Linked DNA regions of Homo sapiens: region 2 is linked to region 1. A link is a contact called in ENCODE Hi-C or POLR2A ChIA-PET data. All regions are on one chromosome and are shown on one strand. The core of a region is the stretch at or near the end of the contact, and the rest is flanking DNA. Distances in the headings are between cores, read along the strand shown. Region 1 overlaps SUSD6 (sushi domain containing 6). Region 2 overlaps SUSD6 (sushi domain containing 6).

The links. A loop is a pair of places that touch in the nucleus more often than their neighbours do. ChIA-PET counts read pairs that join two places held with the same protein, here RNA polymerase II (POLR2A). Pooled maps may share reads with other maps.
Region 2: a loop to region 1 is called in a map of B cell, with 2.2 times the contacts of the local background. The contact joins two enhancer-like sites. A Hi-C loop is called at or near these places in 11 of 168 maps with a recorded cell type or tissue (B cell, CD14-positive monocyte, CD4-positive, alpha-beta memory T cell and 7 more), 4 of 37 single-sample maps with no recorded cell type and 15 of 50 pooled maps. POLR2A ChIA-PET finds 5 or more read pairs at or near these places in 14 of 52 experiments (BJ, CD8-positive, alpha-beta memory T cell, GM12878 and 10 more).

Annotation. Positions count from the first base shown.
Region 1 is chr14:69,650,716-69,657,872 of GRCh38, forward strand. The region is part of intron 1 of SUSD6 (sushi domain containing 6); the gene reads left to right. Among named protein-coding and RNA genes, the nearest start is that of SUSD6, 43 kb to the left of the region's middle. RefSeq lists an enhancer at 6,984-7,157. Within about 2 kb of position 2,439, at least 19 of the 41 ENCODE cell types and tissues checked have a DNase peak (open chromatin) inside an H3K27ac peak, as active enhancers do; they include B cell, CD14-positive monocyte, GM12878 and 1 more, where a contact is called at or near this core.
Region 2 is chr14:69,689,907-69,697,063 of GRCh38, forward strand. All of the region lies in intron 2 of SUSD6 (sushi domain containing 6), which reads left to right. Among named protein-coding and RNA genes, the nearest start is that of SRSF5, 74 kb to the right of the region's middle. RefSeq lists an enhancer at 4,580-4,629. Within about 2 kb of position 4,645, at least 21 of the 41 ENCODE cell types and tissues checked have a DNase peak (open chromatin) inside an H3K27ac peak, as active enhancers do; they include B cell, CD14-positive monocyte, GM12878 and 1 more, where a contact is called at or near this core.

The sequences.
Region 1 (7,157 bases), core at 1,189-3,688:
GGGCCCCTGTATCTCTGCAGTGTGCAGAGGCTGGGTTTTGTTGTTGTTGTTGTTGTTGTTAAGATGTGTTATTTTTTGAAAGCATTTTAGGAACACTGTGTACGGATAGTCCATACAAATGTGCTGATGGATTGATTAAACCCTAAAGGGAAAGTGGACTGTCCTGGGTTTGCTGCAATGCAGAGGGATATGGATGGTAGGGATCCGTCTTGGGAAGATGTAGGGGAATGTGCTGCTCAGTCAGAACAATGAGGATAGAGTTAATGTTGCTTCCTTCCAGTCAGAGCCTGTGTTGACTTACTTTTTAGAGGAAATACTTTTGGGCCCCTCCTATTCCCTAGAAGACATTCCAGTTTTCTTACAGCTGAAAGGTCCTTTGGGGATCATCCAGGTTCACCCCTGAGACAGAAAGACTCACTGACTTGCCTGAGGCCAAACCGCTTTTCAGTGGCTAGGACCTAGGCTGTCCCTCCTGTCCTGTGATCAGGTCCCTGCTGCAGTCATCCTGCTGTTAGGTGCTAGAGACTTGTTAAAGAGAAGACTTAGGTGGGGTGGTAGTGTGTCTGCTGGCTTTCCTGTTGTCTGAAGTTGGGGAAAGCGTGTTGCCCAGATGATGTGAGCAATTCTGGGGGTGGAAGACAAGGGCGCAGGGAATATCAAAGCAATTCAAAAAAACCTCTGACACTGTGTAATGGCTTAGGTGGCTTAAGAGGAAAGCTGAGGGTAATGTTTGTGATTTGGAGGCTGTGTGATTTTAACAGGAGTTTGATGTTTGCCTTTTCAAGTAGGAGCTGGAGATTAAAGGAAATGGATAAGTTAATATTCTGGCCTGAAAGGATGTCAGAGTCCGGTAAAATATGTGGCTGTCGAAGCACTCAAGTGTTAGTGGCAAAAAGGAAAGGGGAAGATATAGAAGTTAGTAGGACTGGAAGAATCCATTGATCCACAATGGGAGAAGATAGAAGGCATCTATAAATAACTGAATTTTGGGGGGTAGGAGGCATTAAGGTCCAATAAGTGTTTAGATATGTTTTGATACTGTAGCCTGGCCATTTCAGGGTGAGTAGGAGTACAGAGGGGAGATGTTGCAGGGAAGAAAGAGAGGTTAAGGAAGGGCCTGGGCAGCTTTGGCTGTATTAGTCATTTCTCTTACTTATCACACCCCTCTGGGGAACTTTGGACTTCAAAGTGTTAGGACTTGTTATCATTACAACCTGAAATGTAATTAGCGGGTTAATTTCTGTTCATGTTTCTGGAACTGTTCTTTGTCCTTTCTCATCATGTGGCAGGATCAAGGTTGGTGAACATAGTTAATTAAAGGAATAAACTCTGTTGTTCTGGACTCTCACCACTACTACCATTATCCTCTGTCTAGATTAGTCTGAGGCAAGAAAAGGATTTATGTTGGTTTTATCATCCCAGTTCCCTCTCTTAACTAATGGACAGAGGAGCCATGGTTTAGGAAAAAATTTGTTCTAAAAATTACATGTAGAGGTCGAGACAGGCAGATCACTTGAGGTCAGGAGTTAGAGACCAGCTTGATTGACATGGCAAAACCCTGTCTCTACTAAAAATACAAAAATTAGCCAGTCATGGTGGCGTGCGCCTGTAGTCCCAGCTACTCAGGAGGCTGAGGCACGAGAATCACTTGAAGCCAGGAGGCAAAGGCTGCCGTGACCCAAGATTGTGCCACTCCCACTGCACTCCAGCCTGGGCAACAGAGTGAGACTCTGTCTCGGAAAAAATAAATAAATAAATAAATAAAAATAAAAATTACATGTAAACGGAGTCTGACTTTACCCACGCAGCACCTGGGAGCCACGCTTGACTGAATCAGACCCCTCTTGCCTTTAGGAGAAGTGTTTGATAGTGTTTGATAGTGTGAGATGACCTTGCACCTTCAGCAGGACTATGGCATTCTCAGCAGGGGTGGGCCCCAGGCACGTGGACTGAGGAGATCTGGGCCCTGGCTGTTTCCTGGCTGGCCCTAGCTGCTGCTGCTGTTGCCTCCCAAGGCCAGAGCCATTTTTGAAGGTGACTCCAGGGCACCTTTAAACTTATTAGCAGGCTCTTGGGTTAACTTGGAAGCATCTGTGGCAACAACAAGCAAGTAAACCATGTGAACTTTGGGCTTGTGTTGCAGGCCCTTACCAGAAGCCCACCGTGCGTGTCATCATTTCTCAGCCCTCTGCTGTCTTGGCTTCTGGCTAAGACAATAAACATAAGCCCCAGGTGTTTCTAGTTTACAAAGCATTTCCTCATATTTTGTTCCTTTTGAGCCTCAACAGAGTCTACGGAGATAGTCAAAGCAAGTAACAGCCCCATTTTACAAATGAGGAAACAGGGGCAGAGATGAAGTAAGTGACTTCCTCAAGGTCAGAGCTGTGGCTTGAGGGCAGTTTTCTTCCTCATTGGAGGAACTTACGGACAGGAAGTGAGTGTCCACGACATCACATTCAGTAGGGCAGTCACCCAGCTGTTGATATTCTAGGTTTACAGAGGTGGGAGAGGCTGCCCTTTTGGGGCTGACGGTCGAGCTGAGGCCTCCTGCTACCACCAGGTGTTGGGGCAGCAGCACTAGTTCCCAAGAAATAAAATCAGAACGGTGACTCTCCTTACCTGTGTTTTGAAGAGGAAAGCCGGCTATTGGGGTAAGAGATGGATTACAGCAAGAGAAGGGTAGAAGCGGTGAAGAATTCTGTGGCCTTAGAGCCTTTTTCAGATGTGGAAACAGAAGGCAGAGAGCCTTCATGACCAGCTCCCTGGCTGGTGGCGGAGGTGGGACTGAGTCATTGAGGCCCTCTCCTCTGTCTCAGCTCTAAGTTCAGATGTGATATTCCTTGTGAGGATGGCCGAGTGCTAGTTTTGAACTTGATGCTTAGTTCTAGGTTCCTCTTCAGTGATAATTTTTTTTAATTAGGAGGAGTAGTCACTAACATGCCAAAGGAATACTGAAGTGAAATGGATTCTTTTTGTTTAAACAAAGTTTTAGCCTCAGTATTTCTCTAGGGATAATGAATACCTAGTGAAACTTTTTTTTTTTTTTTTTTTTGCTTGGTGTACTAAAGCCACAATCCAAGGACAAGTCTTGTTTTTTTAAATTCTATATTCAAGGCAGATTATTTCTTAAAATGATTAGATTTATACTGTGGCCCTTTCTCCACAGTAGCTGGGTTCTCCCATTCTGGGCAATACTTTGGAGATTTAGGGGTTAGCTTTCCTCTGTTTTATTTCTGAAGCAGTAACCCTTGGCCTAGCCTTACATATAAACACCCCACTGACTACCTTCTATTTATCTTTTCTTTGCAAAGCCCTCATTTCCATCACCCCGTCTGTTCTGCACCTGTCCCGTCTTAGGCTTCAGGATGGAATTGGTTCCTCGACTCAGGTAGCTGCTTAAGCAGTAAGGGAGGAGCCAGCTATTCCTGCAAAGCAAAACCAAAAACAAACAAAAAACCTAAAACTGATCAGGAACTCATACATGTACATCTTGTCTGCTCCATTTCCATACCGGCTCCTCCCCACAGTATTCATGATTTTGGCAGACCTTTGCTACCTGCCTGTCAGATGCCAGGCCTTGTGCTGGCTATTGAAGATTCCGAGTTGAGTAATTCACTGTCCCTGCCTTCAAGGAAGTCTCAGCCTGGTGTGGTGAGACAGATAAACAAATAGATACAATAACCTGTTAAAGGTACAGTCATAGCAGGGTAAGAAGGGGTCATTTCTACGTTGGAGGTGGGTGTGGTGTGAAGTGTCAGGAAAGAATTCCTCTAGATGACCCTTGTGCTGAGCCCCTAAAATGACTCTATTCCTGGTAGAGGGAGCAATTAGGTTTTTGGGATTTGTTTTAATGGCAGTTTGTTGAGAGAGGAGACAAGTGGTCTATAGGAAGGCCTTGCTACATTAACTTAACATTTTGTTTGAATAGATAATACATGTACAAAGTACAACACTCAATATAGTAAAAGGGAATATATGCAGTTAAAAATTTTTTTTCTCCTTCCCCGTTAACCACTCAGTTCCCCTCCCTGAAGGCGACCATTAGTTACCAATTTCTTTTTTTTTTTTTTTTTTGGTGTGTGTGTGTGTGTGTGTGTGAAACAGAGTCTCATTCTGTCACCCAGGCTGGAGTGCAGTGGCACAATATCGGCTCACCACAACCTCCGCCTCCTGGGTTCAAGCGATTCTCCTGCCTCAGCCTCCTGAGTAGCTGGGATTACAGGTGCCCGCCACCACACCTGGCTAATTTTTGTATATCTAGTAGAGACGGGGTTTCACCGTTTTGGCCAGGCTGGCCTTGAACTCCTCACCTTGTGATCCACCCGCCTCGGCCTCCCAAAGTGCTGGGATTATAGGCATGAGCCACTGTGCCCGGCAGTTACCAATTTCTTATGCTTTATTCCAGGTGAGTTTTTCCGTGCTTATAGGGGTGTGTGTGTGTGTCTGTCTTTCAAAAATACATGCATATACCCAGGTTATTTTTTTCACATACTAATTTTAGAAGTCATTCCATATTAGCACAGGTTGAATTGCCCTGTTCTTTTTAAACCTCTGTACGGTATTCCATTATATTGGGTGTACTATAACTTATTTAAGTATACTCCCCTTTCATGAACTTTTAGGTTACTTCAGTCTTTTGCCTTTACAAACAATACATGAATATCTTTCATATATGTCATTGCACATGTGATTTCTTAGGGCACATTCTAGAACTGATAAGTCAGAGTATATGTGCATTTTTTTGGAATAGTTATTAACAAGTTGCTCTCCGAAGGATTCTATATTGATTATAAAATGCTAGCCAGGCAGAGTGGCTCATCCCTCTAATTTCAGCCCTTTGGGAGGCTGAGTTAGGAGTATCACTTGAGGCCAGAAGTTTGAGAGCAGCCTGGGCGACATAGTGAGACATCCTCTCTCTTTAAAAGAAAAAAAAAAAAAGTTAGGTGTGGTGGCGTGCTCCTATAGTCCCAGCTGCTTGGGATGCTGAAGCAGAAGGATTGCTTGAGCCCAGAGGTTCAGGTGAGCTGTGCTCACACCACTGCATTCCAGCCTGGATGACAGAGTGAGACCCTGTCTTTTAAAAAACAACCAAAAAACGCCAAAAAACTAAATTTAAGATTCTTTACCATTTGGCCGGCCCCACTGCTCTTCCCTTGCCTGTCCCCTCACACCCCACCAAAATCCTCTAAAATCCCTGCCAGTATGATCTTCCTAAATGAGTTTAGTCTTATAATTTCCCTGTTTAGAATCCTTGTAAGGGTAAAGTTTAAACCCCTCTGCTTAGCCCCTGCCTCCAGCCTCTGCCAGGAGTAATGTGCTCCCATAGTACTCTGATCCACTTGTATTTGGTGCTTCCTTTTTTTTTTCTTTTCCTTCCTTCCTCCTTTCCTTTCCCTTCCTCTTCCTCTTCCTCCATTCTTCCCTCCCTCCGTCTTCCTCCATTCTTCCCTCCCTCCCTATTCCTCCATTCTTCCCTCCCTCCCTCCCTCTCACATCCTTTAGGACTCAGCATCACCTCCTCTAGGCAGTCTTTCCTGACTACCACCACTTATGCACAAAACACCTAAGCACTACCTTATGTGGCCTCATTTATTCACTGCTTAAATATTTTTTATACACGTGCTGTGATGTGGCACATGCAGGTGTCATTCTTGATGATCCACTGGTTATTGCCTTGAGGGGATGACAACTGCCCGGTAGGGTTACCTGGTGTGACTGCACCTAAAACAGCAATACCAAAGGGCCCATTGCCAGTTCTGTCACTGACCAGCTGGGGCCTCTGAGTATATCCCTTAACCACTTTGGACCTTAATTTGGCATCTGTCAAATGAGATGGTGGAACTTGAGGAACTCTAAGGCCCCTACTGTGCAGGTCTTATTAATGATTACAACAGCAGCAGCAGCCAGTGTTTACTGAGGACTTACAAAGCACCAAGCACTTTGCCAGGCACTTTGTCTATCCTAATCCTTACATCAACTCTACGAAGTTAGTATGGTTACTATCCCTATTTTACAGATGAGGAGACTAAGGCTAAGAGAGGTTATATGACTTGACCACAAGGTCATAATAAAGAAACAGATTTGAATCCAGGCATTCTGACTTTACTGTTCTTAGCCACATAAATGGGCACACATTCGACACACAGTTTTGTGTACTGTTTGGTGGTCACTCACAGACTCCATCCCAGACCTCTGCATGAACCATCCCTGTTCTACAGTTTTAAAGGCTCAAACTGGAGTCTGGGTGAAACCTGGGGACAGAAGACTGCTATAGTCACAATTATTAGAGGGAAATGGGTGAGGACCAGTGGCCAGCTCTGTTCATGAACCTTTGACAATTCTCACAGAGAGTCTTGCTTTGGACAGAGACAACTTACGTTGCTGTTTTCAGTTACCCTCTTTAGGAGGGGAGAGTAGGCCTGAGTCATGCTTCAGACACAGATTAAAATCAGATTTGGTACCAGGTGCAGTGGTTCACGCCTGTAATCCCAGCACTTTGGGAGGCTGAGATGGCGGATCACTTGAGGTCAGGAGTTTGAGACCAGCCTGGCCAACATGGTGAAACCCCATCTCTACTAAAAATACAAAAATTAGCTGGGTGTGGTGGCGGGCACCTGTAATTCCAGCTGCTTGGGAGGCTGAGGCAGGAGAATCACTTCAACCCGGGAGGTGGAGGTTGCAGTGAGCCAAGATTGTGCCATTGCACTCTAGCCTGGGCAACAGAGCAAGACTGTGTCTCAAAAAAAAAACAAAATCAGATCTGGGTAGTATCCCTGGCAGAGTCCCAGGGGCATCCTTTATTAGGGTTATAGATGGCAGACTCCCTAATCTATGCATATAAAGCCTTATTAATGGAGAAGGGGGTGTGTGTGTGTAACTTAAAAAAAAGAAGTGTAATATTATATGGAATACCTGTTGTAAACTAAAATAACTGGCAAATGAAATTAAATAAGTTAACTGAAATATAATAGGCCCACACCATAATGTATTGTAATGTATCGTCAACCCATTTACCTCCCTAAAGGCTTATAGAAAAGAATCTTTAAAGTCTTGAGCTCTGATACACACACTCTTTCTCACTCTCTCTCTGTCTCTCTACTGGTTCCTATTTTTCTGAAGTCTTTGTCTGAACTAGAGTGGGTGGGTGGTAGGGCTAG
Region 2 (7,157 bases), core at 3,395-5,894, 41 kb after region 1:
CCGCCTGTCTTGGTCTCCCAAAGTGCTGGGATTACAGGCCTAAGACACCATGCCCGTGTTTTTTTACTCTCTTTTGAGTGAAAGTTATTAGTTATTAAACCTGCTGTCTGGAGGACAAGAGATTAAAGGTATTTTCTGTACATCAATGTGGCATTTAGACATAGTTATCTACCAACATGCAGTGTGTGTGAGGCTGTCCGAGGCATTGTCTTCTGACTGGGCATCTCAGACTGGTCAGTCAAAAGTGGCTTGCGAGAGACTAGGGTCCAAAGAGCCAAAGAGGCCATGACAGGTGACAGGGGCATGGTCCTCACCCTGATAAATAAGCATGGTTGAGACTCTACTCCTGACTGTTAGCTAGTTTAGGCCCAAGTTTCACTATTTTGAGGTTGTTTTGTTTTACTAGAGCCAGACCAATATGTACACAGGCTAACATCAAAGGCCAGTCCTAGACCTTCAGGGCCAGGCATCCATCCTTCTTTGGACTTTGCAGCAGGCTTGAATGCATTCCTGTTGTTTTTAAAGATCCTTAAAGAGGCTTAAATGTGGCTTCCTCAGAGAAAAGCATGTGGGAAGGATTCAAAGAGAAAGCTTGTAAGAGGAGCAGAGGGATCTTCCAGGAGCACGGTATGCTGAGCAAGATGCAAAAGTTCAAAGTAGTGAAGAAGAGAACTCCTAGGGGGATTTGACTCCTCACTGTCCAGAATCAGTTGGTGAAAGTTCCCCTCTGGAGAAGTGCAAAGGAAACCAAGAAGGCATGGCAAACTGCTTTTCCCGTGGTGGTCATTTGGGAGAAGGTGGTTTAAAATTTTGTGATTTAAGATTGTTCAAAACAGAGAATCTCATCCCGCACAAGATGAAGGAGGAAGAATATCCAGGTCAATGGACTTGGTAACTTCCGCTCCACCTGCCTGTGCACAGTGAGTACAGAGTTCCTTAGGCTTGTTGGTTTAGAGGCAATAGAGATGAGACTTGTGGCTTCGTCCAGCCTTCTCCCCCCGCACCAAAAAACCACACACCTTTTATTGTCTCTTTTGTATTTGTAGTCCCTGTCTCATGGTGGGACCCCACCCCCCAGAATGTACAGGGCTCACTTCATGGTATGCCTTAGACCCAGTCACATCTCTTTCTTCAGAAAAGACCATTCAGGGCTGGGTGCAGTGGCTCACATCTGTAATCCTACCTAGCACTTTGGGAGGTTGAAGCAGGTGCATCACCTGAGGTCAGGAGTTCAAGACCAGCCCAGGCAACATGGCGAAACCCTGTCCTTACTAAAAATACAAAAAATTAGCCGGACTTGGTGGTGTGCACCTGTAATCCCAGCTACACAAGAGGCTGAGGCATGAGAATTGCTTCAACCTGGGAGAAGGCAGAGGTTGCAGTGAGCCAAGACAAGATCGTGCCACTAGACACCAGCCTGGGCAACAGAGCAAAACTCTATCTCAAAACAACAGCGACAAAAAACCCATTCAGACCTCCACCCCTCAACTGCTGGTGTTTCTCAAAGACCTATGGTGTTTTGCTGATTTGGGGCCATTGCCTCAGTGGATTTCTGTTACCATCCATAACTAGAGTTTACTGGTGTTTCCTTTCTTTCTTTGCGGTTGTCTAGGCCTTTGTGAGTAGCAGTGGCCTGTTGAGTGCCTAAGAGAATCAGCACACTACCTGACCCCCTGTTTGGGAGTATGTGGCAGAGGCTGTTTATTTCAGGCTTTGGCAGTGATAACCCAGTGGCCCTGTGTGTTCTGGGCAGTGGCAGAAAGGTAGCCCTCTAATTCCAGGTCACATCCCCATTCTGCATTTAGTGACAACCTTCCTTTCACATATCCGTCTTAGAAGTCTTGTGTTCTCAGCCAGGCTTGGTGGCTCACGCCTGTAATCCCAGTACTTTGGGAGGCTGAGGCGGGTGGATTACCTGAGGTCAGGTGTTCAAGACCAGCCTAGCCAACATGGTGAAACCTGTCTCTACCGAAAATACAAAAATTAGCCCGGTGTGGTGGCACACACCTGTAGTCCCAGCTACTCAGGAGGCTGAGGCAGGAGAATTGCTTGAACCCGGGAGGCGGAGGTTGCAGTGAGCTGAGATCATGCCACTGCACTCCAGCTTGGGTGACAGAGTGAGACTCCGTCTCAAAAAAAAAAAAAAAAAAGAAGTCATGTGTTCTCAGCTGAAAATGCCTACATATCTTCTCCCACTTGCAACTTTGCTGTCTGTGATCCTTAAATAGCTCCATTGTGTGTAGTACACAGAAATTAGTGAAGGAAACTGTCCTGCCTTTTCCCTCCACTTCTCTGGAAAAATGTGGCCCCACCTGAGATATGAACTGAGTCCTCTGGGCACAACTAAACTCACCAGGCCATATTCTTCTCCAAACAGGAATTATAGCAGCTTTTGTCCATATGTATCCCACCCCTATGTTATACTTTGTAGGTCTTGGGGTAAATTTTTTTCTGGTGGCATCAGAAAAAATCAAGAAGCTTCCTTGTAGAAGGGCCAGCCAGAATTTGAATGCAGACTCTAGTACTTAGAATCCAGGTGACCTCAGTCCATTACTAAATTTTTCAGAGCCTCAGTTTTTTCTGAACAAATCAAGTTTTATACCACCTTCTTCCTAGGGTGGAAGAATTTAATAGGATAACACTTTTAAAGTACCAGTGCAGTGCCTGGTGATAAATGTTAATTCTCTTCCTTACTTGTATCCTTTTGGCAACAGAGATCATTAAATTTGTTTTAAATTTGATTGTGTGTTTCTTGAGGCCCTGCTGTGTATGCCTGGGACTGTACTTGGCATTAGGAGTTACCATTAGCTGGTAGGATTGGAAATGAAACCACAATTTTGGCCTTTGTACCCAAGAGTCCAACCCTGTTTTAAACTCTAAGCCAGACTCCTAAGTCAGTTATCACCTGCTCATCAGCTTTCCTTCTGAGCTGCCGTAAACAGCCATCTGGGCCTTTCCTGAGAGGACCAGTCATCTCCTCTGGGAGATGAGGAATTCTGAGAGGGGAGAGCAAACACATATTTTAGCTCAGGTAGGTGATATGGTGAAGGAGATGAGAACAAGAAGTGACAATGGCTGATGAGGAAAAAATAAGCATTCTCTGCTTTTTCTTAAGCCTTTAACTGCCACTGTCAAGGGAAACAGTAACACTTGCTAATACACGTGGAATAGCCTGGCTCCCTACCTCCATTGTCATCCCACCATCTGGAGGTGGAGGTAGGAGACAGCTGTGGGCTCTGCTCTATAGGTCACTGTACTGACCTATAGCAGTGGTAGTGGCTTTGGGCACTGAGTGGGCTAGCCCTGTACCTGGAGCAGCAGGATAAAGGAGAATGGTCCTCTGGCCTGCCCCTCCTTGTAGCAGTGGTAACAGTGGGAGGGGGAGGGGTTCCCAGCCCCAGCTGGCAGCCTGTTTCCCTGGGTCCCTGAGCTGCAAGAACAAGAGGAGGTGAAAGGGTAACAGGCCATATGGAGTCCATTTGTCAGCCAAGAGCAGCCTGGGCTGTATTGTCGAGAACGGGAAGTGAAAAAGGAGCCGGCTTATTACTGAACTGGAACAAGGAGAGAGCAAACAACACCCCCCAAAGTGCTTATCCTGCTCTGTTTTCTGCCTGCCCCCTCTCCAAATATCCAGAAATTTCTGAAATAATCCTTTTTCTTTTTACCAAAGCCTTTGCCCATTCCAAAAATCAGAGATAAGGGTTTAGTTTGCTACATGAAAATTTATCAGTGCCTAGTAATGTGCCAGGCATGATACAAGACCCTTTCAAGTATGCAGTTTTGTTAGTCTTCTAAAAAAACCTGTGGAGCTGGATATTGGCTGCTAAGGACTAAGGCTCAGAGGAGTTATGACAGTTGACAAGGCTGCAGAGCAGGCCCCTGGGTCAAACCCAGATTCATCTGTCTGACCCCCAAGACTATGCTCTTACTCCATGTGGCTCTGGTCCTGTTAGGTAGGCAGTGTATTTTCACAGTTAGGTACCAATTTGGAGAATACAAATTGTACCCTGGAGAGGGATGCTCTTTGCCGTTGTCTGTTATTGACTCATCTCAAATCAAAAATCATTGTGGCTCATTGCAGTTGAAAACAAGACAGTGTTTTGAAATAAGGACAAAATTTTGCAAGTCACGTTGGTTTTCTACTAAGCATCTACTATCTCCTGGATTATTTGTCAGGTACTAGGGATACAAAAATGAGCAGAACAAGTCTCTGCCCTATGGCTTAGATGTGTGGGTTGGTGGTTATTGGGGAAATGGAGGAAGGACCAACCTGTGAGAAAACCTGCAGAGACTACAACATGGTGATAGGTTACAAATAGGAGTGAAGATGATGTAATGGGAACCCAGAGGAGGAATAATAAAGCTGCTGTTATTGAACACTTAGTATGTGACAGACCCATTACCAGGTACTTTACCTGCATAGTTGTGATTAACCTTTTGAATCCCCATGTTAAAAATGAGGAAACTGAGGAATAGGAAGATCTCCCCAGGACTACCCAGTGGGTAACTGTTGGAGCAGTGTGCAACCCCAGGCCGTGAAGTCTCAGCCCAAGCTGGTAAGCTCCACCCTGTGCTGCTCATTGTTTCTCTCTGGCCATGCCTGGGAAGGTGGCCTTGGAACCTTGGAGATGGGTGGGGTTCCAGCTGACTGCATGTGCTTTCAGTTCAGGGTTTCTAGGCTGGGAGAGAAACAGTACTTTTGACTGAATGACTAAGGACTTTAGAGGCTTAGGTGCCACTAAAAGCACTTTCTTTTATTGAACGCTGTGCCTCAAACATGAAAACTCCAGGTGACAGGAGTTTTTATGTTTGAGGCAGGGTGCAGTAAAAGAAAGTGCTTGTTGGCTCTGAGGCCTCTGGCTGGCATTTTCCCTCTCCTGTGAGGGGGAGGAAGTGAGGGGCCCAGGCCTAAAACAAGATGGACAGGTCCGAGGCCTGTCCCACCTGTCAGTTGCTGATCTTCCGAGGAGGGCTTAGGTTGAGCCTCTCTTAGGAAGGCAGTGGTGGGGGCCCGAGAAGAGCCACAGGAGGTATCCTGAGCCATGGGTGGTTTCTCCCTGTGTTCTCCCACCCCAGCTCTGGTGCCACACCCTGAAAAAGGCTTGAGCTACTGCAGGCTGGCTCTCCCCCAGTGAGTGGGAAGTTCTCATGAGAAAAGGGATCCTGACTGGACAATAGGCTTCCTGTCTGACTGCTAGGAAGATTTGTCTCATAGGAGAGGAAGGTTGCAAATGGCATGAGAAACCATCTCACTTCCCTCTCACTGCAGCCTGTTTTAGACTTGACTATTTGGCGGGATCGGGAAGCCAGAAGGCTGGGCAGAGCCATGGACCAGAGCAGCCCCAGGTATCTCTTAAGTAGTGGGACTCCTGCCTGTTTTCCGGCTCTCACCACAAGTCCACAGCAGGAATCTGTCCCAATGCAGGAATTTCTGCATGGACAGGATGATCTCTAGCCCCTCACACCTTGTGCTGTATCCAAAACCACAATGGTTGCAGGACTTTTGCGAAGGAACCTTGGAGAGGTAGTGAGGCCCGCCAACTTTAGACAAATTTGCAAATGTCAGAAGAGATCTCAGAGGTGATCTGGTTCATTGCCTTCATGTATTGAAACTGAGGCCCAGAGTCTACGGGCAGTACCCAGTTTGTCCTTGTCACTGGACTCTGCCATCTGTGGCTCCCTTGACAGATTATGGGTGTGAGAGAAGCCTGACTCCGAGACCCTCTGATACTGCCCAGTGCTGTGGAATGGGAATACAGCCTTCTGGGGTTCAAATCCTAACTGTGCCACCCACCTGCTGGGTGAAATTGAGCAAGTATCTCAACCCCTGGCTCATCTGTGTAATGCATTGTTATGTTTCTAGAGGGTTTTTTGTGAAACTTAAATGAGTTACATATGTAAAGTGCTCAGATAGTGCCTGGCCTGTAGTCAGTGAACACAAGCTGTTGTTATTAGGAGGCTTCAGAAGAAACCTTTTGACCATATCAGATGTCATCACTTGTTTTTTCTTCTTTGTATTTGTCTGGAATGCTCTAATTCCAACTTGCCTGGGAGGCTTTCTTTAGGGGAATCACCTCCCCTTTGAAAAAGGCTGTTCATACTGGGTATAACTCTTTCTTTTATATGCTGTACGAAGTAGCTGGATGTCTCCAAAGCCATAGGCTGAGCACATCAAATGGGGAAATGAGCCACAAAACAGAACCTGGCAGGTTTCCTGATGCCCTGCCCCCCTCAGCAGGCCCCGGCTTAACTGAGTGGTCAGGCTTGCAGCTTAGAAGCCAGAGTTCCTGGTGAATCCAGCCCTGCCAATTACAAATGTGTGGCTTGAGGCAGATCACTCAACTCAGTTAAGCCTTATTGTCCTTATCTGTAAAGTGGAGAAAATATAGTACCTGCTTCATGTAGAGAGAGAACCCAGAAGAGTACTTGGCACAGGTAATAAACTATCTGTTTGCAATAATTACTGTTTTCCTTATTCCAAAACAAACAGAACTATACATTTAAACACCTTTGTTCTCTGTATTGACCTTGCTTTTTCTCTGGATCTCTTTGCTTCTACAAACCATTGAAGGCTAGAAGTAGAAATATAACCTTTATATATAAGAAAGGGTTTTGAGAGCAAGCACATAAATAGTGCTTTTCTAAATAACTTTAAGAGACCCTTAGTGCTAAATGCCTCCTTCTTTCCACATCTTCAGCCTCACATTTCATGCCCTGTCGTGTGGTTCTGAACCTTTTCCACTGTTTTCAGATCCCCAGACCTGTCCTGACTGCTGGCCAAGGACTCCTTCACTGAGACTGTGCTGTCCACTACAATAGCCACTACTAGGTGGCTGCATGTGGTGACTGAGAACTTGAAATGTGTTTAGTCTGAGTTGAGGTGTGCTATAAGTGTAACCGGAAAGGGGTCCAGATTCAGACCCCAGGAGAGGGTCCTTGGATCTTCCACAAGAAAGAATTCAGGGCGAGTCCACAGAGTAAAGTGAAAGCAAGTTTATGAAGAGAGTAAAGGAATAAAAGAATGGCTGCTGTATAGACAGTATAGACAGAGCAGTGTGGCATGGGCTACTCGGCTGAGTGTATTTATAGTTATTTCTTGATTATATGCTAAACAAGAGGTGGATTATTCATTAGATTTCCAGGAAAGGGGTGGGAAT